Linked DNA regions of Homo sapiens: region 1 is linked to region 2. Evidence: read pairs that join two places in POLR2A ChIA-PET (ENCODE). Cell type or tissue: Panc1. All regions are shown on one strand. Links, peaks and the distances in the headings refer to the core of each region. The heading gives the core; the rest is flanking DNA.

Region 1 (16,059 bases), core at 1,323-3,822, 280 kb after region 2:
GACGGGGTTTCACCATGTTGGCCAGGCTGGCTGGTCTCGAACTCCTGATCGCAGGTGATCCACCCACCTCGGCCCCACAAAGTGCTGGGATTACAGGCATGAACCACCGTGCCTAGCTGATATTCTTAATTTATGAAGGAAGGGCCCCAAATTTTCATTTTGCACTGGGCCCACAAATAACGTAGCAGGTCCCACAAACAAATTCGTCTAGATTCAGAGGGCCCCTTGCCTTCCTCCTCTGCTCACATTCGTTCCTTTCTCCCATCACAGGCGGGTACCCTACCTTGGGGGATTTGCCCCAGAATAAGCCTTTTTTTTCCCTTCTAACATTTTAATGAAAAATTTCAAGTGTATAGCAATGTTGAAAAGATTTTATAGTGAGCACCCATACACCTGCCACCCAAAGTCTACCATTAATGTCTTCTGGACTTACTTTTGCCGTCTTATTCATACTCTGCCTGGACTGTCCTCAGCTACAGGACTCACATCTCTTGCCGACAGCTCTAAGGCTTCCAGTCCTGCTGTCTGGACCAAGAAAGGCTTCCTGGGCTCTGAGTGTCAAATGGCGGCCTTCAAGGAAGGGGAATGGTGGAAAAGGCCGTGGGGGGTTTTGGAGAAATTGCTAGGGAAAGACTGGCACCAGAGTTCCACCAGCCCAGGCAATGGGGGGTACAGAACCCATAAGATGAGTTCTAGAAAAGCAAGGAAGGTTTCGTTCTGGAGTTTGTGGACTGAGGTTTCCATTTGTGACTAGGATTCTCATTGGTTCCTTATGTAGTTTCTTACGCCCTGCATAGTCTTCTAAGCATTTCTCACAGACGTGGTCTGGGGGCGAACACCAGCAGCCCTGAGAGGTGGCTAAAGAGGAGATTCTTCTCTCCACTTCACATCGTAGGAAACTGAGTCTCAGAGGTTCCTTCCCTGGCCTGCCCACAACCCCAGGGCTAAAAGAGGCAGACCAAGCCCAGGGCCTTGAACCCCAACAATGGGCCTCTTTCTTTTGATCCCATGATAGGGGTGCAAAAGCATTGCATTCCCCTGGGTAATTTGAAGAAAAAACCCAAAAAACTCCAACTTTGTCTCCAGGAAAAAGAGGGTGTCTGGGCTATGATTTACCTCTGAGGGTGTGGTTGCACTGAGCGTGATCACACTTCAAAGGGTTAGATCTCATTTCTCTGCCTTTCTAGCTTGGGCCCAGGGCTCAGAAATGTGTGGACTCCCTCACAGCCCCTCCCAGCATCCCTGCCCCCTCCCAACTGCCTTGGGCAGGTGACACCTGTATTATTGCTAAGGGTTAAAAAGCCCCCAAATCAATAAAACCCATTAATGAGTGTTGGTACCTCGAAGGCTACAGATAAATCCCTTCTACTCAGTGAGTTCAATCCCATAAAACAGCTCTCCCCTTTCAATCCTAGCATTCATTTGATAGAAAATGTGGAGAAATTTTAAAAAGGTGACTTACTAATTGCCTGTAAAATAAAAGGCAGATGGAAGCTTTATTACAGTTGAAGGAAGTCGGGAATATTAAGGTAAAATGTCAAATAACAATTGATTTTCCTTAGACATAAAGGGGCGATTTATGGCTTCCTAGTTACTACAAACGAGAAATTATTTGAAGTTCTGAAAAGTATGAGGAGAAATAAAGATTAAATAGAAGATGAAATCATAGGGATTTCTCTGGGAGGTGACTTCAGTGCCCCTGGGGACTAGAATTCATGTGGCCAGTGGCCTAGCCAGCTGGGGCTTGGCAGTTTCAAGATTTAGAGGCAAGGTGTCTCTGAGGAGCGGGGAAGTGGCTGTTTGCTTTGTGTCTGAGGAACTAGGAAAGAAAGATGAAGATAGGGAAAGTTGTGGTTAGGGCCAATTTCAGACTGAGGGATGTGGGATTAGGGGATTCTTGTGGATGGGCCTATAGCTCTGCTTCCTGACTAGCAGATACTGGGGATCTGGGGAAGGGAAGGGTGAGCTGCCTTTCCTGGGACTTCGATGGCATCCTTACAGTCAGGGGACACTGTCCTTGCTGGGTCCCGGACATCAGTGTCTATGTATCCCTGCAAGCCACAGCACTATCCAGGCCCTCTGGTGGCTTTGCTTGGTCTGGGCCAACCTGGTCTCCACACTGACAGTCAAAGACGAGGAGAGGAAAAAGAACTCACGGCTAGGCGTGGTGGCTCCTGCCTGTAATTCCAGCACTTTGAGAGGCCGAGGCGGGTGGATCCCTTGAGCCCAGGAGTTTGAGACCAGCCTGGGCAACATGGCGAAATCCCCGTCTCTACAAAAAATAGAGAACAATTACCCAGGAATGGTGGTACTCTGGAGGTTGAGGTGGGAAGATGGCTTGAGCTCGGGAGGTTGAGGCTACAGTGAGCTGTGATTGTGCCACCGCACTCCAGCATGGGCGACAGAGCAAGACACTGTCTCAAAAAAAAGGCTCATTTCCAGGCTGCCAGGCTTATGTTAGCCTGGGGTCCCGCAGGAGCTGACCTGAGACAAGTACTTGAGGGCAAGTTGTTTGTTTGAGGGATGCTCACAGGAAGCTCCAGTAGGAGGGTAGGGAGGTGACCCAGGGAAGGAAGGCAGCTTACAGGGGCGTGTTGTCAGGAAGGGCACCCCGGCGGGTGACGGAAGCTTAATTTTGCTGGGAAACTCAGGAGCCAGCATGGAACCTGCACCTCAGAGTTATCCCACTGGAAGGATGAGGGAGCGGGTACTTATACACCAACTCCATCCCCGTCCTTTGTTAAGGCTGCTGGATGGAGTGGGTGGGACACTCATTCTTCAGCACTCCCAGGGGCCCTCAGGCTGTCAGAAGTTAGGTCCGTTGGGCTCCAGGATGAGGGGACCCCCAGAAGATGCGGGAGGGCGTCCGCAGCATCTGCCTCTGTGCTTTCCCTGTTTATCTGAATCCTCATAATTCCCGCCACATGCAGATCAGAGCCCCCAGCTTTATGGAAGAGAACACAGGTTTGGAGAAGATAAAGAGCATTCCCACAACTAGGAGGTGGGGAAAGCTAGGAGTTCAGCCCAGAGCTCCCTGACTTCAAAGTCCATTCTCTTTCTACTTCCTGATTTTTTTTTTTTTTTTTTTTTTTTGAGACGGAGTTTCACTCTGTTGTCTAGGCTGGGGTGCAGTGGCACAAACTTGGCTCACTGCAGTCTCTGCCTCCTGGGTTCAAGCAATTCTCCTGCCTCAGCCTCTCGAGTAGCTGGGACTACAGGCGCCCGCTACCATGCCTGGCTAATTTTTTGTGTTTTTAATAGAGACAGGGTTTCACCGTGTTGGCCAGGCTGGTCTCGAACTCCTGACCTCAGGTGATCCGCTTGCCTTGGCCTCCCAAAGTGCTGGGATTACAAGCACGAGCCACTGTGCTCGGCCTACTTCCTGATTTTTGTATAAGACACATCCCAGCAGCATGGTAGACTGAAGACTCCTGGGCCCACTCTCAGAGATTCTGCTCTGGCAAGGATGTGTTTATTGGTGAGAGGGGTGTCCAGGAATACGTGCCTTTTTTTTTTTTTCTAGAGACAGGGTCTCGTTGTCCAGGCTGGAGTGCAGTGGTGCAATCATAGCTTACTGCAATCTCAAACTTCTGGGTTCGAGCGATCCTCCTATCTCAGCCTCCTAAGTAGCTGGGACTACAGGTGCACGCCACCATGTCTGGCTAATTTTTAAATTTTTTCTGGAGTTGGGGTCTTGTGATGTTGCCCAGGCTGATCTTTAACTTCAGGTCTCAAGAGATCCTCCCACCTTGGCCTCCCAAATTTTTGGGATTACAGCCATGAGCCACTATGCCCAACTAGAATATGCACTTTTTTTTTTTTGAGACCGAGTTTTGCTCTTGTTGCCCAGGCTGGAGTATAATGGTGCGATCTCGGCTCACCGCAACCTCCCCCTCCCAGGTCCAAGCGATTCTTCTGCCTCAGCCTCCTGAGGAGCTGGGATTACAGGCATGTGCCACCATACCAGGCTAATTTTGTATTTTTAGTAGAGATGGGGTTTCTTCGTGTTGGTCAGGCTGGTCTTGAACTCCTGACCTCAGGTGATCAGCCCCGCCTGCTTTGGCCTCCCAAAGTGCTAGGATTACAGGCATGAGCCACCAAGCCTGACCTTTTTTTTTTTTTTTGAGACAGAGTCTTGCTTTGTCACCCAGGCTGGAGTGCAGTGGCACGATCTCGGCTCACTGCAAGCTCTGCCTCCCAGGTTCATGCCATTCTCCTGCCTCAGGCTCCCAAGTAGCTGGGACTACAGGCACTTGCCACCACGCCCGGCTAATTTTTTGTATTTTTAGTAGAGATGGGGTTTCACCGTGTTAGCCAGGATGGTCTTGATTTCCTGACCTCGTGATCCACCTGCCTTGGCCTCCCAAAGTGCTGGGATTATAGGCGTGAGCCACCGTGCCCGGCCTTTTTTTTTTTTTTTTTTTTTTTTGAGACAGGATCTTGCTTGGTTGCCCAGGCTGGAGTGCAGTGGCCTGATTACAGCTCACTGCAGCCTCAATCTCCTGGACTCAAGCAATCCTCTCACCTCAGCCTCTTGAGTAGCTGGGACCACAGGTGTGTGCTACCACACCCAGATAATTTTTGTGCTTTTTGTAGAGACAGGGTTTCGACATGTTGCCCAGGCCGGACTAAAATTCCTGGGCTCAAGTGATCCTCCTGCCTCAGCTTCCCAAAGTGCTGGGATTACAGGTATGTGCCATCGTCACCAGCCAGAATATGCATTTTCTTTTTTTCAGACGGGGTCTCACTCTGTTGCCCAGGCTGGAGTGCAGTGGTGTGATCTCAGCTCACTGCAACCTCTGCCTTCTGAGTTCAAGCGATTCTCCTGCCTCAGCCTCCCAAGCAGCTAGGATTACAGGTGTCTGCCACAACACCCGGCTAATTTTTGCATTTTTAGTAAAGATGGGGTTTCACCATGTTGGTCAGGCTGATCACAAACTCCCGACTGCAAGTGATCCGCTTACCTCGGCCTCCCAAAGTGTTAGGATTACAGGCATGAGCCATTGTGCCTGGCCGAATATGCACTTTTAATAAGCATCAGCCAGGCTAGGCAGGCCGGGGGCCACACTCGAGAACATTTGCACCACAGCCACTGGCTACCTGCCCCTTTTTCCATAAGGTTCCACTGCCCTCTCTCCCCTCTATCTGGGTCTGTTCTTCAGGTTCTTCCCTGGGAGCTCTCTGAGTGACATAACTGTCCCCAAGTGCTGGGAGATGGAGAGAGGAATCACCAGACTGGAGCAGGCCCCCAGAGCGGAGATGGGAAGGGGAGGCTGGTGTTCTGAGGCTCCCGAGGCAGTGAGAGGTGACCGGAGGCAGTGAGAGGTGACCGAAGACAGTGGCTGAGAACCAGGGAGGGGCTGCGGGAAAAAGCCCTGGGTGCAAGTCGCTCTTTCCTTAGCGTCTTTGAGAGGAGGGATGGGGAAAGGTGAGGTACTAGGGAAAACCATCTGGAAGGAGGTCAGGCTGCAGAAAAGCTGCAGGAGTCTGGGGGACTAAGAAAACAGTGGGAGACCCCGCTGCAGCCCAGCACGTGAGGGTGAGAACGTCATGAATGAGGGAAGAGCAGGCAGGGGGTGGTGGCCTTGTGGCCTCTGGAGAGGAGGAGCCACATGACTCTGGGGTGATCTGGGGTGACCCTCAGGGTAAGGGTACCTCCCTAGCACTGAGTACAGAGGGAAGCCTACACTGCCAGGTGCAGTTTCCCTGGCAATGCTTCTCCTTCTAACACTATGTGAGTTTCCTAGTGCTGCTGTAACAAACTGCCATAAACCAAGTGGCTTCAGAGAACACAGACGGACTATGACAGTTGTGGAGGGAAGAAGTTTGAAAAGCGGGGTGCCCGCAGGCTGCAGTGCTTCTGCAGGCTCCAGGGAGAATCTGGTCCTTGCCTCTTCCAGCCTCTAGAGCCTGCCGCACTCCTTGGCTCATGGCCCCGTGTCATTGTAGCCTCTGCTTCTGCCATCACATCTCCTCCTCTGCCTCTCCTGCCTCCCTCTGTCCTTTATAAGAACGCTTTTGAGTATATTGGACCCATCTGGATAGTCCAGGATAAATCCCTCCATCCTCATATCCTTAATTTAATCACACCTGGAAGGTTCCCTTTGCCACATAAGGTAACATATTCACATTGGGACAGTTAGGGGATTGGGATGTGGACATCTTTTGAGGTGGGAAGAAGGAGCTGGGGTTCTTTTTAACATTTTTTTGAGACAGGGTCTCTGTCACCTAGGCTGGAGTGCAGTGGTGTGATTGAGACTCACTGCAGCAGCCTCAACCTCCTGGGCTCAAGTGATCCTCCCACCTCAGCTTCCTGAGTAGCTGGGACTACAGGTGTGCACCACCATGCCCAGATGATTTTTGTATTATTTTAATATTTTGTACACATGGAGGTCTTTTAATGCTGCCCAGGCTGGACTCAAACTCCTGGGCTCAAGCAATCCTCCCGTCTTAGCCTCCCAAAGTGCTGGGATTACAGGTGTGTGCCACCAGACCCAGCCCGGACCTGGGGTTCCTGTCTCATGTCAGCCTTAGCAATCTGGGTGACCCTGGGCAAGGCCTATCCCCTCTCTGGGCCTTTGTTTCTCCACCTGTGCAATGAGGCTGTTCCCTCTGGCTCCTTCACTCTGAGTTTTTCAGTTGGGAGAATATCTTGGCAGGGAGCAGAGGTCGGCGGGGGTGGTTGTCATTCCATTTCAGGGCCTCTCAGAGTCCTGCCGTGGTGTGCACTGTGTGTGTGTTTAATTTTCTACATTTGGATGTGATCCTAATCCAATAAATGCTTAGGAGACTTCTATAGAATAGATTAATTTTTACTAGAAAAAAATATAATTGGCTGATGTTAAGGCTACTGCCCTGACAAATCTGCCTTGGCCATATATCTGAGAAGGTAAAAGACCCGCTACGCTTGCACATAAATATGCCATCTTCCCCACAGGCCCTGGAGAAGCACCCCGGGGAGGTTTCCCTTGGTGATTTATTCTTCATTAATAAGCTCTATGCTATATTAGGATCAGATTTATGACTCTGCCTTTCTAATATTTCTGACATTTCATCTGAAAAGAATTACAAATGAAATCTTGAAACTTTGCCACTTCTCCCTGCTAGTGCTCTGGCACTCTGTGTCCAAGGGGAGATGGTGGGCTGGGGAGACCCCAAGAAGCAGGGACAGAGGCATGTTTCTCAGGGAAAGGAGCGATCAGCTTGACTTTGGGAGAGCTTTATTCAGTTTGCAAGCAGCTTGGGAGGTGAGCGGTTCAGGCGAGAAGGCTGCAGACCAGACCACAAGCCCAGCAGCAGCAGTGATGCCTGTAACATGTATGAGATGGTGGCAGGCACATTCATTCATTCAACAGCTATTTGTTAAGCACTTTACTGTGTGCCAAACACTGTGCTGCTTGGTGCTTGGGATACAGGAAAGAATAAAAGTGAAGCAGTGATGAAGATCTTGGCCTTCATGCATATGGTGTTCTAGCAGAGGTAGGGGAGTGTCAAGCACTGATGAATGAAAATCCTGAATAGGTAAAATATATCATATGTTCACACGTGGTAAGGGCTATGGCAAAACAGAAACAAACCCTCCACACAGGGAAAAGGGAACCAAGAGTGCCGGGTGGTCAAGTTGCAATGTTAATTAAGAAAGCACTTCAACTCATCAACTCAAGGAACCGTATTATCCCCATTTTACAGATGAGGACGGAGGCTCAGCGTGGATTAGGAGCTACACAAAGACACAAAGGGAACTTTGCACAACTTGAAAGTTTGCAAAGTGCCGTCTGAGCCATTAGTCTCCCTTCTCCCCACTGACTGCCCTACCACAATCACATGGGGACCATAAAAATACTGTTGCCTGGGTCCCGCTCCCCTGAGGCTTTGATTCAATTGGTTTGGATGCAGCCTGGGACTTGGCATGTGACTCTTGTGGTGCCAGGACTAAGAATCTTGTGTGAACTCCCAGCACAGCCTCTCAGGCCTCTATTTTCTCACCTGCAAGATGTGGGTAAAAATATTCACCCTGTACTGCAAGAGGATGTCAGGAGTGAAGGCAGAAACACAGCACCAGCCCTCCAGGACCCCCAACCCCTCCCCCACCCCAATCCTTCACCCCTGTTGTACCTTCTGACCTCAAAGTGGCTCTGATTATTTCACTCCCACAGGCCACTGGCTCAGAGGTATAGAGCTCACCTGTGGCAGATGGAGATGCGGATCTGAGGCTTCTGATGCTGCCACACCCAGCGGCGCCCCCCAAATTCCGGGCCCCTGGATGACATCTGGTCTGTTCCTGCAGCATCAGAGCACAATAGAGCCAGCCACCAGTCCCAGCCCTGCCTGCATCCCATCCATTCCTGGGTGCCTAACCCCGAGGATCCCCTGGCAGTATGATGCGGACCTGTCTTGGATCCCAGGGATATGCTGGCCACGGGGAGGAGCCGGAAACCAACCTTTGTGTCACTGTGTAGTGACAAGTGCCTTTGGAGGTCACAATAGCCAGTGGTGATTTCTACCACTGCCCCCAGCAGCCAAGGTGGCAGAGGAGCCCTGTCAGTCACCCCCATTCTGTTCATGGTCTCACGGTGGGCTCCACATGGGGGGTGGCAGCCCTCTCCCCCACCCCACCCGACCCCTTTCGACAGATAGGGTAATACAAATACAAATAACACCAAAAGATTGAGTTGCTGGGCAGAAAGGGACCAAAGGCCAGTGTGTGTGTGAGGGGTGGGGGCAGGGCAGGAGAGGAGCAGCAAAAGGCTGTGACCGCCTGGCTGAGCACTGGATACTCACTGAAGGGCAGGGAGGCTTCCTGGAGAAGGAGACCTGGCAGGGGCTGAGGGAGTGATGCCAGGCATGGGGGTTTGGAGGGACCCCAGGCATGGCATGCCTCCATTCCTCCCTGTGCTATCCACTCTATATAAGGGGTGCTGTGCAGGGAGACAGCTTGCATCCAAGCAGGGAGGCAGGGAGGATGAGAGGCAGAGAGGAGCCCAGCTGGGTTGATGGAAAGTCTGGGAAATGCAGGAAATCCAGGAGGGGGAGAATGATTCCAAGCTGTGGCCTGTGATGGGCCTTGAAACCAGGTGTAGGCACTTGGATCTGATCGCTGGGGAGCCAGAGCTGCTTCCTGAGCAGCAGAAGGGCAGGATGCGAATCAGACTAGGGGCAGTGGGAGGAACTGAGAGGCCTCAGGTCACCGGAGAAAATGCACAGGGCCGGGAGGCAGAGATGCTCCTGTTTTCTTGCTCTGGGGCTCAGGACAGTCAGTCACCCTGAGCTTCAGACTCAGCTCACTCATTTTGCAGAGATCCTGACGGCGATGCTTCAGGATGATCTGGGAAGAGTCAATGAGGTAAAATATGTGAAATATGCCTTGAAAACTACAAACCACAGCACATGTTCTGTTTTTGCTTCTGCTTGATGGACTCAGTGAGATGGTGGGGACAAGAATTAGAGAAGCCCATGAGGAGGCCAAGGGGCACCAAATAGACCCACCAAGGACCAGTGGGGACTTAGAGAAAGGATGAGTCAGAGAGAAATGACAGGAGCAGAAGGCAGGCCTTGTATGGAGGATGAAGGTGAAGATCATACACCATTAAACTTGAGAAAGAGGCGGGAGGAGCTGCCATTTCTTGAGTCTACTGGATGCCAGCAGTAGTGCTGGGCAAGGGCTTAACAGGTGGGGAAATCGAGGCACAGAGAGGTTAAGTAGCTTGCCTAAGATCACCCAGTTAGTAAGTAGCAGAGCCTGGCAGCTTAACTCCAAAGTCTTTGTACTAAAGCCAGATTTTCCAAATTTGCCCAACTGTAAGAATCACCTGGGCCTGTAATCCTAGCATTTTGGGAGGCTGAGGTGGGTGGATCACCTGAGGTCAGGAGTTTGAGACCAGCCTGGCCAACATGGTGAAACCCTGTCTCTACTAAAAATACAAACAATTAGCCGGGCGTGGTGGCAGGTGCCTGTAATCCTGTAATCCCAGCTACTTGGGAGGCTGAGGCAGGAGAATTGCTTGAACCCCAAAGGTGGAGGTTGCAGTGAGCTGAGATTGCGCCATCGCACTCCAGCCTGGGCAACAAGAGAGAAACGCCATCTCAAAAAAATAAAAGCCCGGGAGTTTATTACAGATGCATATTCCCAGGCCCCTCCTACGGAGGTTTTGAGTTAGTGAGTCCAAGGCCTTCTGCCTCTTCCCAATGTATTCATTATGCACCATCATTACTCTTGTTCAGATACAATGTGAGTGATAGCTTGTCTCTGGCAGCACAGCAGCCACACCCAACCAATCCAGACCTCAGTCATGAGGGTGCCAATCACAGCTAACATTTTTTTTTTTGAGACGGAGTCTTGCTCTGTCGCCCAGGCTGGAGTGCAGTGGCACGATCTTGGTTCACTGCAGCCTCTGCCTCCTGGGTTCAAGCGATTCTCCTGCCTCAGCCTCCTAAGTAGCTGGGATTACAGGCACCTGCCACCATGCCCGGCTAATTGTATTTTTAGTAGAGATGGGGGTTTCACTATGTTGGCCAGGCTGGCCTTGAACTCCTGACCTTGTGAGCCACCTGCCTCAGCTTCCCAAAGTGCTGGGATTACAGGTGTGAGCCACCGCACCTGGCCCACATAGCTAACATTTAATCAGCACATACAGGGCCATGCTCATCATTTTTTGCGCACAATGCCATTTAACCTTCACAACAGCCTGTGAGAAGGTGTGTTAGCCTCATTTTACAGAGGAAGAAACTAAGGCCCAGAGAAGTTATGCAACTTGCCCAAGGACACACAGCTTGAAGGAGCTGAGGTTTAACCCGTTTCTACGGGGTCTGAATCCTCCTTACCACCCCTATCTCCCCTGACTCCCAGGTTGTGTTTGGTGTACTTGGGTAGTGTCCAGCTGACAAATGAGATGTTTTAGCTTCAGACAGTCTATGCCATGTAGAAATGCACCCAGGACTGTGCATATTAGGGAGGTTTGCAAATGTGTCCACATTAGATAATTTTTCTCAAAATGCCCCTCACTGAACTTCTGTCATGCAGTATGTACTGAGCACCTGCCTCTTGCTAGGTCCCGGGAGAGAGGATGAAGAGGGCAGAGCCCCCACCCTCAGGGGACCTGAAAAATGGGAGTCCTTTGTGCTCATGGAAGCAGGGCCTTGGGGCCTCAGCACTATGGACATTTGGGGCCGGGTAATTCTTTGTTGTGGGGGGCTGTCCTGTAGATTGCAGGATGCTCCGCCGCATCCCTTGCCCCTGCCCTCTAGAAGCCAGTAGCACCCTCCAGTTGTGAAAGCCGTAAAATGTCTCCAGACATTGCTCCCAGTTGAGAGCCACTTCATTAAAGAAAAAAAAATAAAAAAGATTTCTGTATCCTCTATACATGGACTGAATTTCACTGACATTTCTCTAAAATAACTGAATCTATTTCTATACTCATTTTTTTTTACCAGCTGCCATTTTATTTATTTTTCTTTTCTTTCTTTTTTTAAGAAACAGGGTCTCACTCTGTCACCCAGGCTGGAGTGCAGTGGCGCAATTATGGCTCACTGCAGCCTCGACCTCCTGGGCTCAAGCAATCCTCCCACCTTAGCGTCCCCAGTAGCTGGCACGCCACTGTGCCCGGCTATTTATTTTATTTTATTTTATTTTTTTTGTGGAGACAGGGTCTCCCAATGTTGTTCAGGCTGGTCTCAAACTCCTGGGTTTAAGCAATTCTTCTGCCTTCATTTCCCAGAGTGTTAGGATTGCAGGCGTGAGCCACTGCACCCGGCCATTTTATTTCTTAACAAAGCACAAATCAAATGTACAATGCAGCTAGATTTTCCTTTATAAATAATGTCTAATGGATTTGTTTCTGTCAGCTGCCTAGAACATTCTGGTATCCCAGACAGAAGTGCAACACCAGGTGGAGGTGTTGCAGCTGAGAAGTTCTGACCAGCATACCAGCACCCCCTTAAAAGCTGTCTATACTTGCGGTTCTCAGCTAGGCTGCCACAGAATCGCCCAAGTCTTAAAAAAACAGGTCTCTGTCCTACTGCTTGAGATGCTGGTTCTCTAGGTCTGAGGTTCTGGCACCTGTGTGTTTTTAAAACTTTACAAATAATTTAAAAGCGCCTTCAAGTCCACAACAACAGAATATTTCCCTCCACTCCTCATTGTCCTGGAGTTCTCTAACAGTGCAGTTCTACAACTGGACACACGATGTCGCTTTTCAGCCACAGTTCTCACTAAGCGGCCCCACAGGGCGGCAGGTGCCTTCTGCAGAGAGAGAGAGAGGGCCTTGGCTGACAGGCCAAGACCGGGCATCCTGGCTCCTCCTCTGTACAGACTTTTCACAGATGTGAACTCTCCCTACTCCCTGTCTTCTGCCCCCAAATGAAGCCTCTCAGCTGGCAAGAGCTGAGAACTACCAAGCGAGCCATTGCTAATTTCTATTGTGTTTGGAACCACAAAAGGCAGAATTATTAAGGCTGTAAAGGACCTCAGAGCATCTGGTGCAGTGAGTTTCCAACTTGTGAAAATCTGATGTGATCTCGGACAAGTCACTTAACCCCCTGCCTCAATTTCTTCATCTGTAAAATAGGATAGGAATATATCTTGCCCGTCTGATTGTTATGAAGACAAAGAGAACAAATGCACATAAAGCCCGTGACCATGTGCTTTGTGAATGGAAGCTTTAATTTATTCATTCATTTATTTTATTATTTATTTTTATTTATTTATTTATTTTTGAGACATAGTCTCGCTCTGTTGCCCAGGCTGGAGTGCAATGGTGCGACCTCGGCTCACTGCAACCTCCATCTCCCGGATTCAAACAATTCTCCTGCCTCAGCCTTCTGAGTAGCTGGGATTACAGGTGCCTGTCACCATGGCCAGCTAGTTTTTGTATTTTTAGTAGAGACTGGGTTTCACCATGTTGGCCAGGGTGGTCTCAAACTCCTGACCTCGTGATCTGCCCGCTTTGGCCTCCCAAAGGAAGCTTTTATTTTTATTATAGTTTTACATAAGGATAAATTCAGCCTTAGTGAAGGGAAGTGACTTGCCCAAGATCATACAGTGAGACTGCTGGATCTGGGGCTCTACTTCAGAATTTTTTTTTGAGATGGAGTTTCACTCTGTTGCCCAGGCTGGAGTGCAGTGGCACAATCTCGGCTCACTGCAACCTCCACCTCCCGGGTTCAAGCGATTCTCCTGCCTCAGCATCCCTGATAGCTGGGACTACAGGCTCCCACCACCACGCCCAGCTAATTTTTATATTTTGAGTAGAGACAGGGTTTCACCATGTTGGCCAGGCTGGTCTCAACCTGCCTGGCCTCCCAGAGTGCTGAGATTACAGGTGTGAGCCACCACGCCAGTCTACTGCCATTGTCCATGATTTTTCCTACAGGGAAAATCACAATCCCAGAAGATAAGACAAAGAACAGTAAAAGGTGGCTTTTGAGGCAGTGAGTTCTACCTGAAGGTGGGAACAGCCCAGAGTGTCTGGGGACAGAGTGGTAAATTCTAATCAAGCCTTCCCATGGCTTTGTGGATGAGGATGAGTTTCTACCCTGAAGCTCGGCCTGTTCAGCCATAAAATCAGGATAATGGTGGCTGTGCCTCCTTAGAGTAGAATGAGAATCAGAGCAGAACAAGGGAAAGCTGCAGTGACTTGTCAGGTGTCAACCTTCAGCATGATGGGAGAGCCATGGGACCCTTCCCCTTTCCCTAAGAGAGCCAGCCCTCACAGCAGGCCTGGGATCCAATGCCCAGCACCCAGCTGGGAGCCCAGGGACCTTGGCCAAAATCTGGTTCTGCTTCAACTTGGTGCCCGGCCTTTGTCAAGTCACTTCCTCATTTGCAAACTGGGAGAGTTTGGATGAAACTATTGAATGAAATTATTTTGGGGGTTTCTTTCTGGCTCTCACAGTCCTCGCATGCTCACCATGTTCCCTTCAATTTCATTAGCACAGCCCAACAAAGGGTTAAGCAGTGGCAGTTCCTCTCGTTCTTTGGTTAGGACAGGAAGGTCAGGGGTGAGGCCAATACAAGAGGTAGCCGCCACAGCTGATGCTGGAAATGACAATAGTTCTTTCCTAGACTCATATTTGTCCCCTCTCCCTGAAGCTTTGCCTGCAGTGCCCTTGTAAAGAAGTTGGCAAGAAGCAGGAGTGAGGCTCAGCCCCTCTCTGAAATGGATACGCCGGTTGCTCCCCCTCATGGCTGGTCTCATTTGCCTTCTTCATTTTTAGACACATTCCAAACTTTTCAGCAAATTATAGTGTTTGCCAACTGGCCGTCTGGGGCCCAGGAGAGATGCTATTTATAGCGATGCTGGGATGCTGCCATCCCAGAGCAGCCTGGTAAGAAACGGAGCCAGAGTGCCTGGGAGTGGCGTCCTGCACCCTGGGGAGAGGCCAGGGCCCTGGAGCAGGGTGGCAAAGCTGGTGGCCCGTGGCAAGGACCACTGGCACATCCCCTGCCTGCCTGGGCCCTGGGGTCTGTGCCCATACCCCACACGGGGGGCTGCTTCCGTGCTCCTTGGAGAGACGATGGTGCTGTGGGGCCACTGAGCACAGTAAAGGCTAAGACCCACCATAGGTCAGCCCTTGCTCATGCTGACTGTTGCCCCATTTCCCTTCATTCTCTCACTCGTTCATTCCTCAGAATCTGCATCCTGGTTTTGTCACTACCTGGAGTTGTAAAGATACCACCAAGCTCACCTTGTGGTGTGAGCCTTGATTTTCCCCATCTGTGTAAAGGGTGGATCTGAGCTCCAAAGTTCCTTCTAGTCATATGCAGAGTGCATAATAAATGTGTTTGTATTCCCACTGTGCTCAGTGGGCACTGGGGCATGCAGAAGAGAAATTGGAATAAATGTGACCCTTGTCCTCCAGAGGCTCAGTACCAGACTGGAACCAGGACCCAGATGAGGGGCCTACCCAGAGAGGGCAGCGTGCTCTCCTATTTGTGTTAGGCGTTACCATTTACAAAGGGCTTTACGGCTTTGAAGGTCCCCACAACGCCCTGAGGAGGTGAAGTGTGGCAATGCCCGTTCACTTGGGAAAATACTGCATCTCAGAGAGACCAAGGGACTCGCTTAAGGTCACACAGATACAGTAAGTAAGTAGGGAAAGAGCTGGGGCCTCTGGGCTCCTTTTCCGGGGCTCTGGCCTCGGTTTTAACCCGTTCTCCTAGACCTCTCAGTCTCTGGGCCTCCCCTCTGTGTTCCCCACCCCCACTTTCCATCAAGAGCTCAGTTCTCTTAAGTTCTATATTCTCTCTTCCCCACCCCTAGAAATCTCTGCCCGCTTCCAGAAAAGGCTTTGATTCCGTCATTTTTGGCATTTCCCACCCAGGAATCAAGGCTGCCTCCTCTGTGAGGAAGGCGTGTGGAAGGCGAGCAGCTGAGGACACCTCTTTTTAAGAGAAGCTTCTCCATGTTCTTAGCCAGGTTATATAACTTCTTTTGCTTCTTTCTTTTCCACATTCTACATATTTTTCACAATGAGGATGTGTCACTTCTATAGTTAAAAATGGAAATCTTCATTTAAAAGAACAATCAGACACAAGGCAAGGTATGCTTACCTTCCCAATGACCAAGGAGCAGGGAGACATTGGTCGTGGAGGCCATAGGTGACCAGCCTTGAGGGAAGGGAAGGAAGGGGAGGTGCAGGGAGGCGCAGCAGAGGCACCCGAGTGTGCTCTACGAATGTAAGTCTGCCAGCTGCTCCTCTGTGCCTAGCACCCTGGAAAGCGCCCGCACACAGTGGGCCCTCAGCAAACTCCCACTGAGCAAAGGGCCCTGTGAGTAAGGACCTAGAAGCAGGGTGTGCTTGAGGCATGGGGTGGGAGGGCATCCAGCTTGGCTGGCGGTGGGAGCCGATGCAAAGGTGAGCTGAGACCAGACGGTAGAAGACCTTCAGTGCTGGGCCGAGGAGGGTTCCTTCATCCCATAGAGAAGAGCTGCCATCCAAGACAGAAGGCTGGGGAGTGACATGTTGAAATCAGTATCTTAGGAAAATAAAGCCACTGGCTGGGCCACTGGCTCCCCTTTGTAGAGGGGTCTACGAAGCTCCCGAGGTTTCAGATAGTCCCTG
Region 2 (16,059 bases), core at 5,567-8,066:
AGTGAGGAATGGAAGGATGGGACTCACGCACTGAATCTCAGTCTGGTGTTCCAGCATGTCCTAAGGGCAACCTGTCTCTCCAGTGTCATCCCCATTTTTGGTCCTTGTTTTTCTCCTTTAAGTTCCTCCTCTCCAATAAAGGCCTGAGAGTTCTATACTACTCAGACACTGCCTAGAAATGCAGGGTTTGTAGGAATTCCTGGCCAACCCAGTATCAACAGAACCCCCAAGGGCCCAAGGGCCCAAGGACCCCAGGCTGGGAAACTCCCACGCTAAGGGTGGAGGTTTGGTTCTCCTACTCAGGGAGCCCTCTGAGTACATTTATTCCATCATGCATTCATTAATTCACACAAGATTTTCTGACTGCCTATGTGTGCCAGGCATGGTGCTGGGCATGGTAGAGCTACAGATAAGAACCAGCTGCTGCCCTTGATCACGTAGTCTGGTGGAGGAGACAGCTCTGAGGAAGAATGATGCTTATCTGACTCAGTGTCACTTAAACCTTGGCTCAGCGTCGCCGCTTTGAAACTTTCTCCTGCACACTCTTCCACCAATCTAAAGTAGTTCTCCAGCCACATGTGGTGGCACGCACCTGTAATCCCAGCTACTCAGGAGTCTGAGGCGGAGGATCTCTTGAACCGAAGAGTTCAAGGCTGCAGTAAGCTATGGTCTCGCCACTGCACTCCAGCCTGGGTGACAGAGTGAGACCTTGTCTTTAAAAAAAAAAAAAAAAGGCCGGGCGCGGTGGCTCATGCCTGTAATCCCGGCACTTTGGGAGGCCGAGGCGGGCGGATCACGAGGTCAGGAGATTGAGACCATCTTGGCTAACACGGTGAAACTCCGTCTCTACTAAAAATACTAAAAATTAGCTGGGCGCGGTGGCGGGCACCTGTAGTTCCAGCTACTCGGGAGGCTGAGGCAGGAGAATGGCATGAACCCGGGAAGTGGAGCTTGCAGTGAGCCGAGATAGCGCCACTGCAGTCCGCCCTGGGCAAAACAGCGAGACTCCGTCTCAAAAAAAAAAAAAATTATTTTTATTTTAATTTTGAAAAAATAGGGAATGCTTCATGAATTTGCAAGTCATCCTTGCACGGGGCCATGCTAATTTCTGTATCGTTCAAAAAAAAATGATTGCTTAATGTACAAATGTTCAGATGTTCTCTGCAGGGATTAGTGTAAGCCCATAGCTTAGTGCTACCTGGACGAGCTGGGCCCCTTTTTTTACCCCTCCCCAGCCCCACCTTCTCCTTCCCATTTGTTCATTAACACCTTCTCTGGCAAACATGAAAGACGGAAGGGTGGGGTAGGATTGTCAGTTTCATTTCCTTTATCAGATAAGTGACAATTTCTGTCTTGGATGTGAGTCCCAAGACAGATTATAGGAGCCATGTTAAAGAAGCTTCAAAGATTGTGGAAGAAACAAGACAACTTGTGTATTTTCAGTTTTTGTGTGTTTTCAGTCTCATAGCCATTGTAACATTTGTTCAAAGCCAGGTTTGGCCAGTTTCTAGCTGGATGACCTTCAACAAATTACCTAACCTTTCTGTGCTTCAGTTTCTTCTTTTTAGACTAACCATACTTACTTCATGGGCTTGACTTGTGTATTAAAAAAGGAAAAGTAAGCAAAGTTCCTAGACCAGAGCCTGGCATGCAGTGGCCACTCAACAGTGCAGTGGTTCTCAACCGCTGGGCCTGCTCCGTCTTCCCCTCTCCTAACTTCACCATGCTCAGGTCTGTCTCCTGTACGTTAGCTGCTGCTGCAACCTGTCACCCTCCAACTTGGGGTGTAACAAACTAATTTCCTAAGGTCTTAATCTTAGACTAATTTCCTAAGGTCTTTAGGGATTTGGGGAGGCTCCCTGCATTGCTGGGGAAACCAGGTGGCTGGTTTTGTAGTGGAGGGGAGAAAAAGGAGGTGGCAAAGCACACTGGTGACAAACAGATGGGAAGCTTATTTATCAGCACTTGATTGAGGAGGGTGGGCAGGAAAAGGCTGGGCCGTGCTGTCTGGCAATGACTTCCCTTCTCCTTTTTCCAATCCCTCTCACACATAGCCCTTAAAAAGATTAATACTGAATTACACAATAAATAAAATAATCCACGCCTGTAAATCCCAACACTTTGGGAGGTCGAGGCGGGCGGATCACCTGAGATCGGGAGTTCGAGACCAGCCTGACCAACATGGAGAAATCCTGTCTGTACTAAAAGTACAAAATTAGCCGGGCGTGGTGGCACATGCCTATAATCCCAGCTACTCGGGAGGCTGAGGCAGGAGAATTGCTTGAACCTGGGAGGTGGAGGTTGCAGTGAGCCGAGATCGCACCATTGGACACCAGCCTGGGTAACAAGAGCAAAACTCTGTCTCAAAAATAAATAAATAAATAAATAAATAAATAAATAGATAAAGTTACAATTTACAATTTCATTCTTCTTTGATTGGCCCTCTTCTCTCCCCCACCTAATTGCTGTTGTCCTTTTGGTCACACTGCCCTTTGTGACATCTCCTTCCTTTCAGGGCTGCCCAGACTGTAGCAGGCTGCAGTGGCTGGGGAGACCCTACTCATTCCTGTGCCCCTCCTAACCAGTCCTAGATAGGGCTAAAGAACGTCTATAAACCTTTTCAGAAGCTTCCAGTTGACACATTCTCTCTCTTCTCTGAAATCCTACAAGTGCTATCTCATGATTTACAAAGACCCAATACATGTGCTGTCTCATTCTGTCATTGCCAGTCTTAAGTCTTAAGCCCTTTGAGGCCTGATTCTACAGCCGAGACATCCTCTATTTCTCCACCATCTCTCTGTCTCATTCAGAGCACACAGTATGAATGAGGTCAATAAACACAGTGTTTTTTGTTTTGTTTTGTTTTGTTTTTGTTTTTTTTGAGACAGAGTCTTGCTCTGTTGCCCAGGCTGGAGTGCAATGGTGTGATCTCAGCTCACTGCAACCTCCGCCTCCCGGGTTCAAGTGATTCTCCTGCCTCAGCCTCCCGAATAGTTGCAATTACAGGCGCCCGCCACCACACCCAGCTAATTTTTGTATTTTTAGTAGAGACGGGGTTTCACCATGTTGGCCAGGCTGGTCTCGAACTCCTGACCTCAGGTGCTTCGCCCACATCGGCCTCCCAAAATGCTGGTATTACAGGCGTGAGCTACCGTGCCCAGCCCAATAAACACACTGGTTTTTTTTTTTTGTTTGCTTTGTTTTGAGACAGAGTCTTGCTCTGTCGCCCAGGCTGGAATGCAGTGGCGCTATCTCAGCTTACTGCAACCTCCGCCTCCCGGGTTCAAGCGATTCTCCTGCCTCAGCCTCCCGAGTAGCTGGGATTACAGGCACCCGCCACCACGCCCGGCTAATTTTTGTCTTTTTATTACTGATGGGGTTTCACCCTGTTGTCCAGGCTGGTGGAACTCCTGAGCTTAAGTGATGTGCCTGCCTCAGCCTCCCAAAGTGCTGAGTTTACAGGTATGATCCACTGCGCCTAAACATACTGTTGAGTGTAACCTCAAATAGGTCATTTAACCCTTCAGGGCTTTGTGTATCTGTAAAAGGCAGACAACAGTCCCTAACAGGCTATTGCAGATAATGGGCTTAGCACTATGAAGCAGCTGTTTTATGGGGCTCCAGGTTCACCTTAGGTTTGACAATTGAATTATGAAAGATAAAGGAGAAAGACTTGTCAGCCTCTCCGAGTAGATCCTTTGGCCGAAGGAGTGTCCATGTGGGGTGGTATCTCGGCCTGGTGGAGGGGGATGCGATGGTAGTGAGAATATTAGGGTATTCATATCTTTCCTCCCGAGTCAAACGTTGCCAGGCACGTTCCTTTCGCCCCTCCCACCCTCCATTCTGCATTAATTCCAAGTTTAATTCCAAATATTAGAGTGTGGTAGAAAAGGTCAAATAGAGCAGCCACGGATTAAGCAAACGCCCCTCCGCGTATGGTGGGGGCTGCAGCGCCCGTAGCTCCACGCTCCGCCCCGCCGCCGCTGATTGTCCCGCGCCTTGTGACGTCACACGCGGGTTTTTAAGGCCGAACCCTAGGCAGGCTCTGCAGAGGCAGCGGTTGGAGGCGCGGTGGGTGTCTGCGGGGGTCTCGCGGGGCGGCTGCGGTGTTTCACCGGGAAAGGCTCGAGGAGAGCGCGGCTCACGAGAGGTAAACGGACCCTGCAGACCGTGCTGAGGCGGTCCCGGTGCCGGGCCGCTGGAGCTGGGGTCGGCCATCGGAGGAGGGCGGGCGGGCAGGAGAGTGTCGCGGGGCGGTGGGGCGAGGGTCGCGGAGTAAGGAAGGGCACCGTGTCAACGGCTTGGGGCTGCGGAGGGCGGGTGGGAGCCGGACTCAATCTCCGGTCTCAGCGTCTGCACCCTAGCTCTTAGTTTGGGGGCACTGTCGACTTCCCCCGTCCCTCGGGGATCTTGCCTGGGGGATGGCGCCATAAGCTCTGAGAAGAGGCTCTAGAAGCCCACTGTCCATGGATCGAGCCCTCACCCCCCACTTGAGTGGCCCAGGACCTGGGAGTCTCTCTAGGTCCCATCGCCCCCCTCACGACCCCCCCAGGGAGTGGGGGAACACCTCTGTTATGCCTTAAAAAAAAAAAAAAAAAGGAAAGGAATTTTAAAAATGAAGGATGGGAGGGTGATTTAGGAAGGGATCAAGAAGTTGCAAATCTTGTGTGTATTATTAAACGTCTCCTTTTTCTCCCATGACCTTTTCTTGGTTCAGATAACCCAGCTGTGCTCCCTGGAACCTTCAATTTCAAGGCCTCCCTGCCTCTACTAGGCGCCTTAGCTCACTATGGGGAACCACTTGACTGAGATGGCGCCCACTGCCTCCTCCTTCTTGCCCCACTTCCAAGCCCTGCATGTCGTGGTCATTGGGCTGGACTCTGCTGGAAAGACCTCCCTCCTTTACCGCCTCAAGTTCAAGGAGTTTGTCCAGAGTGTCCCCACCAAAGGCTTCAACACCGAGAAGATCCGGGTGCCCCTCGGGGGATCGCGTGGCATCACCTTCCAAGTGTGGGACGTCGGGGGGCAGGAGAAGCTGCGACCACTGTGGCGCTCTTATACCCGCCGGACAGACGGTCTAGTGTTTGTGGTGGACGCTGCGGAGGCTGAGCGGCTGGAGGAAGCCAAGGTGGAGTTGCACCGAATCAGCCGGGCCTCGGACAACCAGGGCGTGCCAGTGCTGGTGCTGGCCAACAAGCAGGACCAGCCCGGGGCACTGAGCGCTGCTGAGGTGGAGAAGAGGCTGGCAGTCCGAGAGCTAGCAGCCGCCACTCTCACTCATGTGCAAGGCTGCAGCGCTGTGGACGGTCTGGGCCTGCAGCAGGGCCTTGAGCGCCTCTATGAGATGATCCTCAAGAGGAAGAAGGCAGCTCGGGGTGGCAAGAAGAGACGGTGACCCAAGCCCCCCCTCCCTTTCCTCCCACCTAGTAGGGGTCTGCACACTTGGACAGCAGGGTGGGACCAGCCTGTGACCTCTCAGTCAGACTGGGGTGCAGGACCTGTCCACCTCAATGAAGGAGAGAGGAGCATGGGGTGTCCCGTTTTGGTGCCACACTGGGGTGGGGATGGGAGATGGGATGTCTTTGCATATCTCTCTCATCCTCTCTGGAGAAGTGGGCGCTGCAGGACTGTGGAGACGTAAATGTAAACTGTGACTCTACCTCGACCCTGTTTCTTATTTTTCTTCTCTGGCTAAAAATTTTTAATTGGATGTGTTTGGGGGCGGGGGGATGGAAGTGACTTGGAGAATGTGTTTGGGATGAAATAACTATCTCCCCTTCCTCTGTCCCCCAACTGGGGAGTCTCCCCAGGCTGCTTTTCTAGGAATACCAGTCACATAGTTTTTATTTTTGTGTCTGTGAAAGTGCCAAGAACCCCTCCCCACATTTGTAGATCCATGACCCTTTTTATAAGCTGTGTGTGTCCTCTGTATTATTGTTATTAACTATTTTTTAGCATTTGCCTGTAAGTTATTAAAGACTGATAACTGTAGCTCTTACCTTGGTCTGGGGCATTTTCCTCTCCTTATCTTGCCCCAGAGACAATTCAAGATTTCTATATGGGGTTGTGGCGCAGGGGGAGGGAGATTTATCTTGAAGCTGAATTTGCAAAGCAAGCACTTATAAAAATTAGATTGTGTGTTACGGGATGGCTTGTGAAAATTATAGGGGGGAGTGGAAAACCCCTCAAGCTATTGCCTGATCTCTGTAGTTTTTTGGGTGGGGTCACTTCCTTTTTCTCTGATTTAACACCCCTCCCCTCATCCTCTGGGTCTTACTTGTCCCTTATATCAACTGCTCCTTGCAGATTTAACTTCAAATTTTGCTAGTCTGAGCTACTCCTAGGTTCTTGACCTTGGTGACACCTAAGTCTATATAGGTAAGTCCTCAAAGAGCCATTCTGTTCCCATCCTCCCCACTTCCCCAGTCTTAGGTTGGTTTGATTTTTTTCCTCCTTGTAAGATGTGGTGAGAGTGGAAAGTAATTCCTCCCTGGCCTTAAGTCACCTCTGTGTACTCAATCCTGCTGACTGGCTCACTGGCATGATGGCAGCGGCTGGTGCTAGGGAGGCCTGGGCTGGATTGAGCCAGCCTGGCCCTGGTGACTAAGCCATGAGTTTTCCAGCTCTGGGAATGGTAGCTCTTCTCACGAGAGGGGCAGAAGTAGTAGCTGTTTGTGCTTGGTGGCAGAGAGGACTGCTGGACATACACCCTCCAGACTCCAAGATAGAAGGGGGAAGACATAAGCCCCCAGTATTTGTGGTGATTGTAAGAATAAAATGCTAATATTACAAGGGCTTGAGTGCCCCTACTCACCAGCACCAGGGCCAGCTATGTCTGATAACAGAACCCTTAGATCCTCTTAATCTTCTGGGTGGGAGCAGTGAGTAAGAACTAAGCACAAGGCCGGGCACAGTGGCTCACGCCTGTAATCCCAGCACTTTGGGAGGCTGAGGCAGGAGGATGGCTTGGGCCCAGGAGTTCAAGACCAGCCTGGGCAACATAGGGAGACCATGTCTCTAAAAAAGAAAAAAAACAAGCACAATTCTTTCCAGTTGTCGAGCCCTCCAGCCACCCCCTGCCACCTTTTGTGCAAACACACAATCCCCAGAGCAGGTTCAGCGTTCACACCCTGCTTCTCCCCAATTCTGTCTCCTCTTCTCCGGAATCAGATGAAAGGACCTGGGGAGAAAGAGAAGGTGCCGGCAACCCCCACTTCTGGGGAAGGTTTCCTAAAGAACTTGCTTCTTCCTACCCAGCGCTGCCAGAAGCTCAGATTTGGTCCCCTCCCCATCCCTGTAGCTGGCAGGATTGGGGTGAGTGTGCATTGATCCGGAAGGGTGCCCAAGTGTGCGTCAGTGCTAGGGCCTGCTTGACAGAACTGCTGGGCTGGTTCTGCTGGGAACATGTGCTACCTGCCCCTCCCCCAGACACACCTGCGACTCCTCTCCCAGTCTTTTTGGGGCACAGTCCTATAGCCCAAGGACAGGTTGAGGCCCCAGTCCAGGCTGGAAAGGAACTGGCCAGAACTGACCCTCTGTCCTGCCAGGAGATCTTTCCTCCCCACCCCACCCAAATTCTGCTCTTTTGTCTTAAAATCTTCAATTATACATTTTCATTTCTTGTCACTTGGTGTACTTAGGTCTCCAGATTTGGGGGAAGAGGTGCAGAGGTGTTCCCCAATCCCTAGCAGAGGGGCCTCCAAGATGTCAGCTCCTGATTCTGGCTCTTCCAACCACACTCCTTCCCTACCTGCTTAAAACAGGTATCTTCTGCTTCCCCATGCCCAGCCCTGGGGGCGGTCAGGGATCATGGTCCACAGGAGGCCTTTGAATGTCCCAGGCTCTTCCCCAGTCCCTCTGGCCTGACTGTCCAGCTGGTGGCACTAAAGGAAGATGGGGGCTTGTGTCAGAGAGAGACGGAGAAGCCAACTGCTCTGCCAGAGTAGTGGGGAGAGGGGAACACTGGGGAATTCTGAGTAGAAAGCCACAAATTGTGGCCGGGTCAGAGTCAGGAGCTTTGGAATAATCCTCCTGCCTTGGCTCATCAAAGGGACTGGAGAGCTGGAAGGGAAGGGATCACTTCCTATCTGCAGGATGAGAGAGGGAGAGAGAACCTCTCACTCTCCAGTCCTGCCCAGAGATTCTGCATTTTGAACTCAGGGCAAGGGCAAGGAATGAGGGTGTGATCAGGATGGAGAGTGAGGTTATATTTGCCCTGTACTGGCTTCTCTATTAAGTAGGATTTCTTCGAGACCCTGGCATGGGTGCTGAGGAGCTCTTCCTTGGGGGCCAAGAGTGGTGTGGCTGAGGCTAGTTGCCTGTAAAGTTGAGGGAAACCTGCTGTAGACCCAGAGTTCCAGAGTAGAGGCCGTTTTTTTTTTTTTTTTTTCCTCCTCTGTTACCCAGGCTGGAGTGCAGCGGTGCGATCTTGGCTTGCTGCAACCTCCACCTCCCCGGTTCAAGTAATTCCCATGTCTCAGCCTCCCAAGTAGCTGGGATTACAGTCACGCACCACCATGCCTGGGTAATTTCTGTATCTTTAGTAGAGATGGGGTTTCGCCACGTTGATCAGCCTGGTCCTGAACTCCTGACTTCAAGTGATTTGCCTGCCTCAGCCTCCCAAAGTGCTGGGATTACAGGCGTGAGCCACCATGCCCAACCCCAGAGTTGAGGCTTTCTTCTGAGCTGTCCTTCCCCACCCAGCCACCCCTTCTTGCACAGGTTGGAACATAAAATCCAGATGGAAGCCTTCCTTTCCTGGAGCTCCTCATCATGAGGGCAAAGATGGCAGTGGTCCCCCACTTTCCCATGCCCTTTCCAGTCCTCTCCATGCTGCAAGGGCTCAAGGAAGACAGAGGAAGGAAAGAAGTCCCTAAGGCCCAGAGTGGGCAGTGACTTGCCCGCGGATACACGGCCACTTAGCAGTGCACCCAGCTCCTTCCTCCCAGGCCAGGTCTTTGTACTCCCAGGGCAGAGGATAGGAGGTAGGAGACAGGGAGCGAGCACAGTTATCTCAGAGCTCAGATTCCCCCCTCCCTCCCTCTTCCCTCTCCTTGATTAGATTAAGGACCAGCTTTCCGCTCTCTCACTCCCCTTCCTGGGGAGTGAGAGCTTTATCTCCTAAGCCCAGCAGAGGTCTGGCCTCAAATCTGGCCAGAAGTTCCCATCCTTCCTTTATCCTGACCACGTGTCATTGCAAGTCTTTCTTGAGATGGACACCTCCACCAGGGCCTGGGAAGTGCTGAGTTCTGCCCAAGTGCTAGGAGCACACAGGACAGCATGTTCTCTAACACAAGCCTGTTTTGAATGGGGCCAGTGGGTAGAGAGGAAAGGGAGGGAGTGAGGGTGGCAAGGGAGACCCAGGCCAGCATTCAGCTGGAAAGGGTGGGCAGTGTGGCTGCACTTCATTTCCAAGGCCATCTGTTGGGGAGTTTGTGGGTGGATGCATGAGACCTCCTCCTCTGGATGATCCAGAAGAGGGTATTCGCTGTTCCCTTAAAAAATTTTTTTGAACATGTTAGATATTCCTATTCTTTTTATTTTTTATTTTTGTAGAGATGGGGCCTTGCCCTCTTGCCTGGCCAGGGTGGTCTGGAACCCCTGACCTCAAGCGATCCTCCTGCCTTGGCCTTCCAAAGCACTGGGATTAGCAATACAAGCCACCACACCCAGCCATGTTCCTATTTTTTTTTTTTTTTTTTTTTTTTTTGAGATGGAGTCTCGCTCTGTCGCCCAGGCTGGAGTGCAGTGGCGTGATCTCAGCTCATTGCAAGCTCCGCCTCCCGGGTTCATGCCATTCTCCTGCCTCAGCCTCCTGAGTAGCTGGGACTACAGGTGCCCGCCACCACGCCCGGCTAATTTTTTTGTATTTTTAGTAGAAACGGGGTTTCACCATGTTAGCCAGGATGGTCTCGATCTCCTGACCTTGTGATCCACCCGCCTCGGCCTCCCAAAGTGCTGGGATTACAGACGTGAGCCACCGCGCCCAGCCTTTTTTTTTTTTTTTTTAAATTTTTACTTTGCCCTGAGAGTTTTTTGTTTGTTTGTTTTTGTTTTTGTTTTGAGACGGAGTCTCTCTCTGTCACCCAGGCTGGAGTGCAGTGGTATGATCTTGGCTCACTGCAACCTCCGTCTCCCAGGTTCAAGTGATCCTCCTACCTCAGCCTCTGGAGTAGCTGGGATTACAGGCACATGCCACCATGTCTGGCTAATTTTTTGTACTTTTAGTAGAGACGGGATTTTGCCATGTGACCAGGCTGGTCTCAAACTCCTCACCTCAGGTGATCCACCCGCCTTGGCCTCCCAAAGTACTGGGATTACAGGCATGAGCCACTGCACCCGGCCAGCTCCTTCTTTTTAAAAAAAATTTTCTCTCCCTCATTGGAAAAGTAATAGATCTTATAGATCTCTATGTGGAAGAAATCTAAATTTAGAAAATGAAGAAACCTAATCTCACAACTTGTTTAATGAAACATTAAAAAAAGAAAAAGAAAATGAAGAAACTGGCTGGGCACGGTGGCTCATGCCTGTAATGCTAGCACTTTGGGAGGCTGAGGCGGGTAGATCCCTTGAGCTTAGGAGTTCAAGACCGGCCTGGGCAACATAGCGAAACCCCATCTCTACAAAAAATACAAAAATTATCCAGACATGGTGGCACATGCTTGTAGTTTCAGCTACTTGGGAGGCTGAGGCAGGAGTATATCTTGAACCTGGGAGGTCGAGGCTGCAGTGAGCTAAGATTGCACCACTGCACACTAGCCTGGGGGACAAAGTAAGGTCCTGTCTAAAAAAAAAAAGAAAAAGAAGAAACTTTATAATCTCAACTTTAGAGCTAACCGTTGTGAACAGGTTTTTATATATTCTTCTGGGAATTTTTTTCTCTGCATGTACAAAAGAGGTATGTCTATAGAACATATATGGAATTATATAAAGCAAACAGTTTTGCTTTTCTCATTTATATCTTGGACATTATTCCATGCATGCCATTATTCCATTATACCACTGCCATCTTTGCCCTCATGAGGAGGGGCTTCAGAAGGGAAGGCTTCCATCTGGATTTTTCTCATTCTTTTTGATGACCACATGAGATTCCATTGTATGAATGTACCATCATTAATTAATTAAATCACTTGTTGAAGACACAGTCTGCCCACAGCCATGGTCCTCCTTGCATATATATTTTTTGGTACACTTGGGGAAGCTTTCCCATAAGATATATTCCTAGAGTTGCAATTGTTGTGTCAAAGGGTGTATGTATTTAAAGTTGTCATAGATACTGCCAAAGTTTATGTGTTTGTGTAGAGGTTGGGTGGGAGGGAAATTAAATCCAGCTTCCTCATCCTCTATTCCCAGATCTCAAGGCTTTTTCAAGCTAAGATGTGTGTATATGGTAGAGGAGACATTACAGTGCTCTTGCTTTTTTTTTTTTTTTTTCTTTTTTGAGACGGAGTTTCACTCTTGTTGCCCAGGCTGGAGTGCAATGGCGCGATCTCGGCTCACTACAACCTCCACCTCTTGGGTTCAAGTGATTCTCCTGCCTCAGCCTCCTGAGTAGCTGGGATTACAGGCATGCGCCACCATGCCTGGCTAATTTTGTATTTTTAGTAGAGGCAGGGTTTCTCCATGTTGGTCAGGCTGGTCTCGAACTCCCGACCTCAGGTGATCTGCCCGGCTCGGCCTTCCAAAGTGCTGGGATTACAGGCACGAGCCACTGCACCTGGCCTCCTTATTTATTTTTTATTTTTTTAAAATTTTTTTCACCAGAGCTGCCAGTAAAGGCGCCTGTGCTTTTTGGGAGGTAAGGAATAAAATCACCAGCAACTCAGCAGAGGATTTGCAGGGATAGCGAGTAAGCTTGGGCTCACTTTCCGGGGCTAAGGATTGAGCGCCACCTGGGACTGCCTGGCTGGTGGCGGAGGTGGGCAGATGGTGAGGACTCCCTAGCACCCAGCTTGTCACAGACGTCAGGCAGAGTGGGCGAAACAAGCCCTGAAATAGATTCCCGGGATTTGGCTTAGGGAGGAAGTGAGGCTGAGACCAAGAGTGTATGCTCTGAAGGGAACACAGAGAAGGAAACTTCAGCCCGAATGAATTGGGCAGCAGTGGAGCCCTGGACCTCCCCCATACAGACACCCCACCCCCATGTAGAGACTCCCACCAACTGCTATAGCTCAAGGACTCTTGTAAAAGGAAGCAGAAGCCTGAAGTAGCAGATATCTTGGTCACTCTGGAGTGTTTGGGGCTTGACTTAAGGCTCCTGGGAAAATCCTGGGTCTATGCCCCTCCTCAGTGGAGTGGGGAGGTGGGGAGGTGGGGAGGTGGGGAGGTGGGGAGGTGGGGAGGTGAGCAAGCGGGAGAGCTTATCTCTTTAGCAGTCCCTACCTCCTCCTATTAAATTTGTTAAATCTCATGAGAAATCCTTTGGAGGAGGGTGGGGGGACAGCTGGGTTTCAAAAGCTTGTTGAAAGTGAAGTTTGGTGCTTTTGATTGTATTTGTTTTTATAAGATTACCATTGCTTTGCATTCCAGATGCCTCTCTTATCCTTAAGGAGAGAGAAGACAGAACTGCTTACTCACTCTCTGGAACTCTCCTAGCCTGATGGGGGAGGAACAGAGCCACCAGTCTGACTTTGCAGTGCCCCAAACAGTAACCCACAAGGCAACATACAGGTTAAGACTTGGCTCTGCCACCAACTTCTGTGACTTTGACCGAGCCATTTCTAGTCTCTTGGCCTCAGTTTACTCATCTGTAAAGTGAGGGGATTGAGTAGGCAATAGCAGATCTTTTCTAGTACACTTTCTATGGTTCTCAGTACAAGGTGGGCATGGGAAGCTCTTTAATAGTCTTTCTCTCTTCATCTGTTTTTTTGTTTTTGTTTTATTTGTTTGCTTGTTTTTGAGACAGAGTTTTGCTGTCACCCAGGCTGGAGCGCAGGGATACAATCCTGGCTCACCGCAGCCTTGACCTCCCAGTTTCAAGCGATTCTCCCATCTCAACCTCCCAAGTAGCTGGAACTACTGGCATGTGCCACCATGCCCAGCTAATTCTTTTATTTTTTTAGAGACAGGGTCTCTATCAGTTAAGGTTGGAGAATTTATCTGGGAAGGCTTCCTGGAGGAGGTAAGGAAAAGAAGTCAGCTTGGAGCCAGAATTAAGTATTCTGATTAATGAGGGACCTGGAGCATTGTAGGCTTCGGAGCACCTTTTTGGCTCCACCTACTCCTCAGGAGGAAAGGCCTGAGTCTGAGGTTTAATAGATACAGTTTTGTTCCTCCTTTCCCTGTAATTACCTGGCCTGAGACACTCTCAGACTCTGTCCACCACTCCTGTCCTTCAACTCCTCCCACTGTCACCTGAGGATAGGCTGTATCTAGATTCACATTCTCTACCTCCTACTCCAGAAGAGTAGGTTGTAGGGCAGGTGTCAAAGAAGAGACTCCCAAGCTCTAGACCTGTGGTGTCCAATATGGCAGCCATGAGCCACACATGGTGATTGAACATGGGGAGTGTGGCTGGTCTGAACTGAGATATGCTGTACGTGTAAAATACACAACAGATTCAGAGCCTTCATGTGAAAAAAGAATGTAAAATTTCTTATTAATACTTTTTATATTGATTATGCATATGTTGAAGTGATACTTTTTACATAATGAGTTAAATAAAATGATTAAAATTAGATTCAGTTGTTTCTTTTTAACATTAAAATGTGGCTATCAGAAATATTAAAATTACATATGTGGCTCACATTCTTCACATTCTGTTTCTTTTCTTTTCTTTTCTTTTCTTTTCTTTTCTTTTCTTTTCTTTTCTTTTCTTTTGAGATGGAGTCTTGCTCTGTCGCCCAGGCTGGAGTGCAGTGGCGTGATGTCGGCTCACAGCAACCTCTGCCTCCGAGGCTCAGGCGATTCTCTTGCCTCAGCCTCCCAAGCAGCTGGGATCACAGGTGCCTGCCACCATGCCCAGCTAATTTTTAGTAGAGATGGGGTTTCATTATGTTGGCCAGGCTGGTCTTGAACTCCTGGCCTCGGAGTCCACCCACCTTGGCCTCCCAAAGTGCTGGGACTACAGGCGTGAGCCACTGTGCCCGGCTTCACATTCTGTTTCTACAGATAGTGCATCCACATATTTGGGGGGAAGGAGCATTATGAGTAAAAGAATGAAACACTTGTTCTCCTTTTTGTCTGAAATCAGAAGAGAAACAGGGCCAGGCGCAGTGGTTCATGTCTGTAATCCCAGCACTTTGGGAGGCTGAGACGGGAGGATTGCTTGAACTCAGAGTTCAGGACCAGCTTGGGCAACTAAAGAAGATCCTGTCTTTACAAAAAGAAAAATTAGCTGTGCATGGTGGCTCCTGTGGTCCCAGCTACTCAGAAGGCTAAGGAGGGAGGATTGCTTGAGCCTAGGAGGCAGAGGCTGCAGTCGTTGTGTTCAAACCACTGCAACTGCACTCCAGCTTCAGTGACAGAGTGAGACCCTGTCTCAGAGAAAAAAAAAAAAAGAGAAACAGACCAGAACTGTAACAGTATGGAAGGAAGGTAAATTATAGGAAGGCCTTCTTGATAGGAAGGACTGAAAAACCTGAAAGATCCACATACTTCTTTTCTTGGAAAGCTTTCAGAATAGGAGAGGACTTTGCATATCTTAAATCATTTTAAGATGGTATCTTATCATACTATGATTCTCAGTGATCCAAACTTGGTTACTTAGCAGGTGACTTTCCTGGCCTTGTTCAAGGTGTTTTCACCACACAAACAACTCTTAATTGTCTACTTGGTGATGAGCCCAGATACCTGGAATCCATAGAAAATTCCTAACATGATTTTACCCAATAGTTTCTAATCTTTCATCAGACTGCTGAGGCAGCAGCAACAGTGTTGACAGACTGAGGTTTCATCATCCTGCCCTCCCCTGCTGCCTGTCTCTGCCCACCCTCTACCCCCGGGAAAGTGCTGGAGCAGAGGGAGGGTTCAGGGAGGCAATATTGAGAAGGAACATGCCAGCTGGGGGTCTGGATAATCCACAAACTGGATTATCTGTCCCTGACTTTGCATAGATGTAAGCAGGTGGCCTATATGTAGACAGGATGTACTGGGATGAGCCATGGGCATCTGGTTAACGTGTGTGTGTATATGGGGGGGTGGTCCTACAATAAATTCCCCCACCTACTTATCTCCCATCCAGAGCATTAATTCAACCAATCACTCCTTCTTTCAATTAACCACATATAATATGAATAGTATTTAGCATTATTTACTGTAGTTTCATAGTGAGAGACTAGAATTTTTTTTTTTTTTTTCAAGACGGAGTCTTGCTCTGTCGCCTAGGCTGGAGTGTAGTGGCGCGATCCAGGCTCACTACAACCTCTGCCTCCTGAGTTCAAGTGATTGTCCTGCCTCAGCCTCCTGAGCAGCTGGGATGACAGGCTCACGCCACCAGGCCTGGCTAATTTTTGTATTTTTAGTAGAGACGGGGTTTCACCATGTTGGCCAGGCTGGTCTTGAGCTACTGACCTCATATTATCCGCCCACCTCGGCCTCCCAAAGTGCTGGGATTACACATGTGAGCTACCACGCCCGGCCGAAAAAATTTTTAAAAATCTTTATTGTGCACTGAAGGCTGACTAGGGGCTGACACAGCATCCTAGGCACTGGAGCTAAGGTGCAATTTGTACCCAAAGAAGTGTCTTAGATCTGGTTCCCTTGATGTGCAGACTGAGATGGGGATTTGGGCGGCACATGGTTTATTGTGAGGCAAACTCTCAGGAGAAGGGAGGAAAGGAAAGAGGGTGGGGCACAGAGTGGGGAAGCAAGGATGTGCTTCACAGCTGAGTCTGGTTTTGGCTTGATCCTGTGGGAAGCTCTGGGTGGACAACTGTATGACAGAAAGGATCCCACCTGAGTCAGGGAGGCTAGTTTTTTATGTCCCTGTCAGTCAGCTAATTGGCTGCCCTCTAGGCCAAGGGCAAGTCCAGAGATGGAGAGCCATTGGCAGCCAAAACTCACAGTCAGCACCGGGAATCTGGGTGGAGCACCAAGGCATCCACTCAGGGAGTAGCCTGA

The links. ChIA-PET counts read pairs that join two places held together with the same protein. Peaks named below come from ENCODE experiments on the same cell type or tissue, not always from the same donor. Only the 100,000 strongest peaks of a DNase experiment are listed, where the experiment ranks them.
Region 1: POLR2A ChIA-PET joins it to region 2 with 12 read pairs; 4 of 35 experiments call an interaction of 5 or more read pairs at or near these places.

The regions. Positions count from the first base shown.
Region 1 is chr17:43,682,382-43,698,440 of GRCh38, forward strand. The region is part of intron 3 of LINC02594 (long intergenic non-protein coding RNA 2594); the gene reads left to right. LOC107985085 (a long non-coding RNA gene) reads right to left here and starts at 8,382. Exons shown (of 3, transcript XR_001752895.2): 1 at 8,185-8,382. RefSeq lists enhancers at 8,211-8,711, 8,712-9,212. In Panc1, for the core only: no CTCF peak of the experiment used is centred there; no DNase peak of the experiment used is centred there.
Region 2 is chr17:43,394,944-43,411,002 of GRCh38, forward strand. It overlaps ARL4D (ARF like GTPase 4D), which reads left to right and starts at 4,050. Exons shown (of 2, transcript NM_001661.4): 1 at 4,050-4,150; 2 at 4,718-6,194. The coding sequence starts at 4,790. The coding sequence ends at 5,395. It also overlaps the pseudogene RNU6-1137P. RefSeq lists enhancers at 4,174-4,677, 11,429-11,929. In Panc1, for the core only: no CTCF peak of the experiment used is centred there; a DNase peak (open chromatin) is centred at 6,588.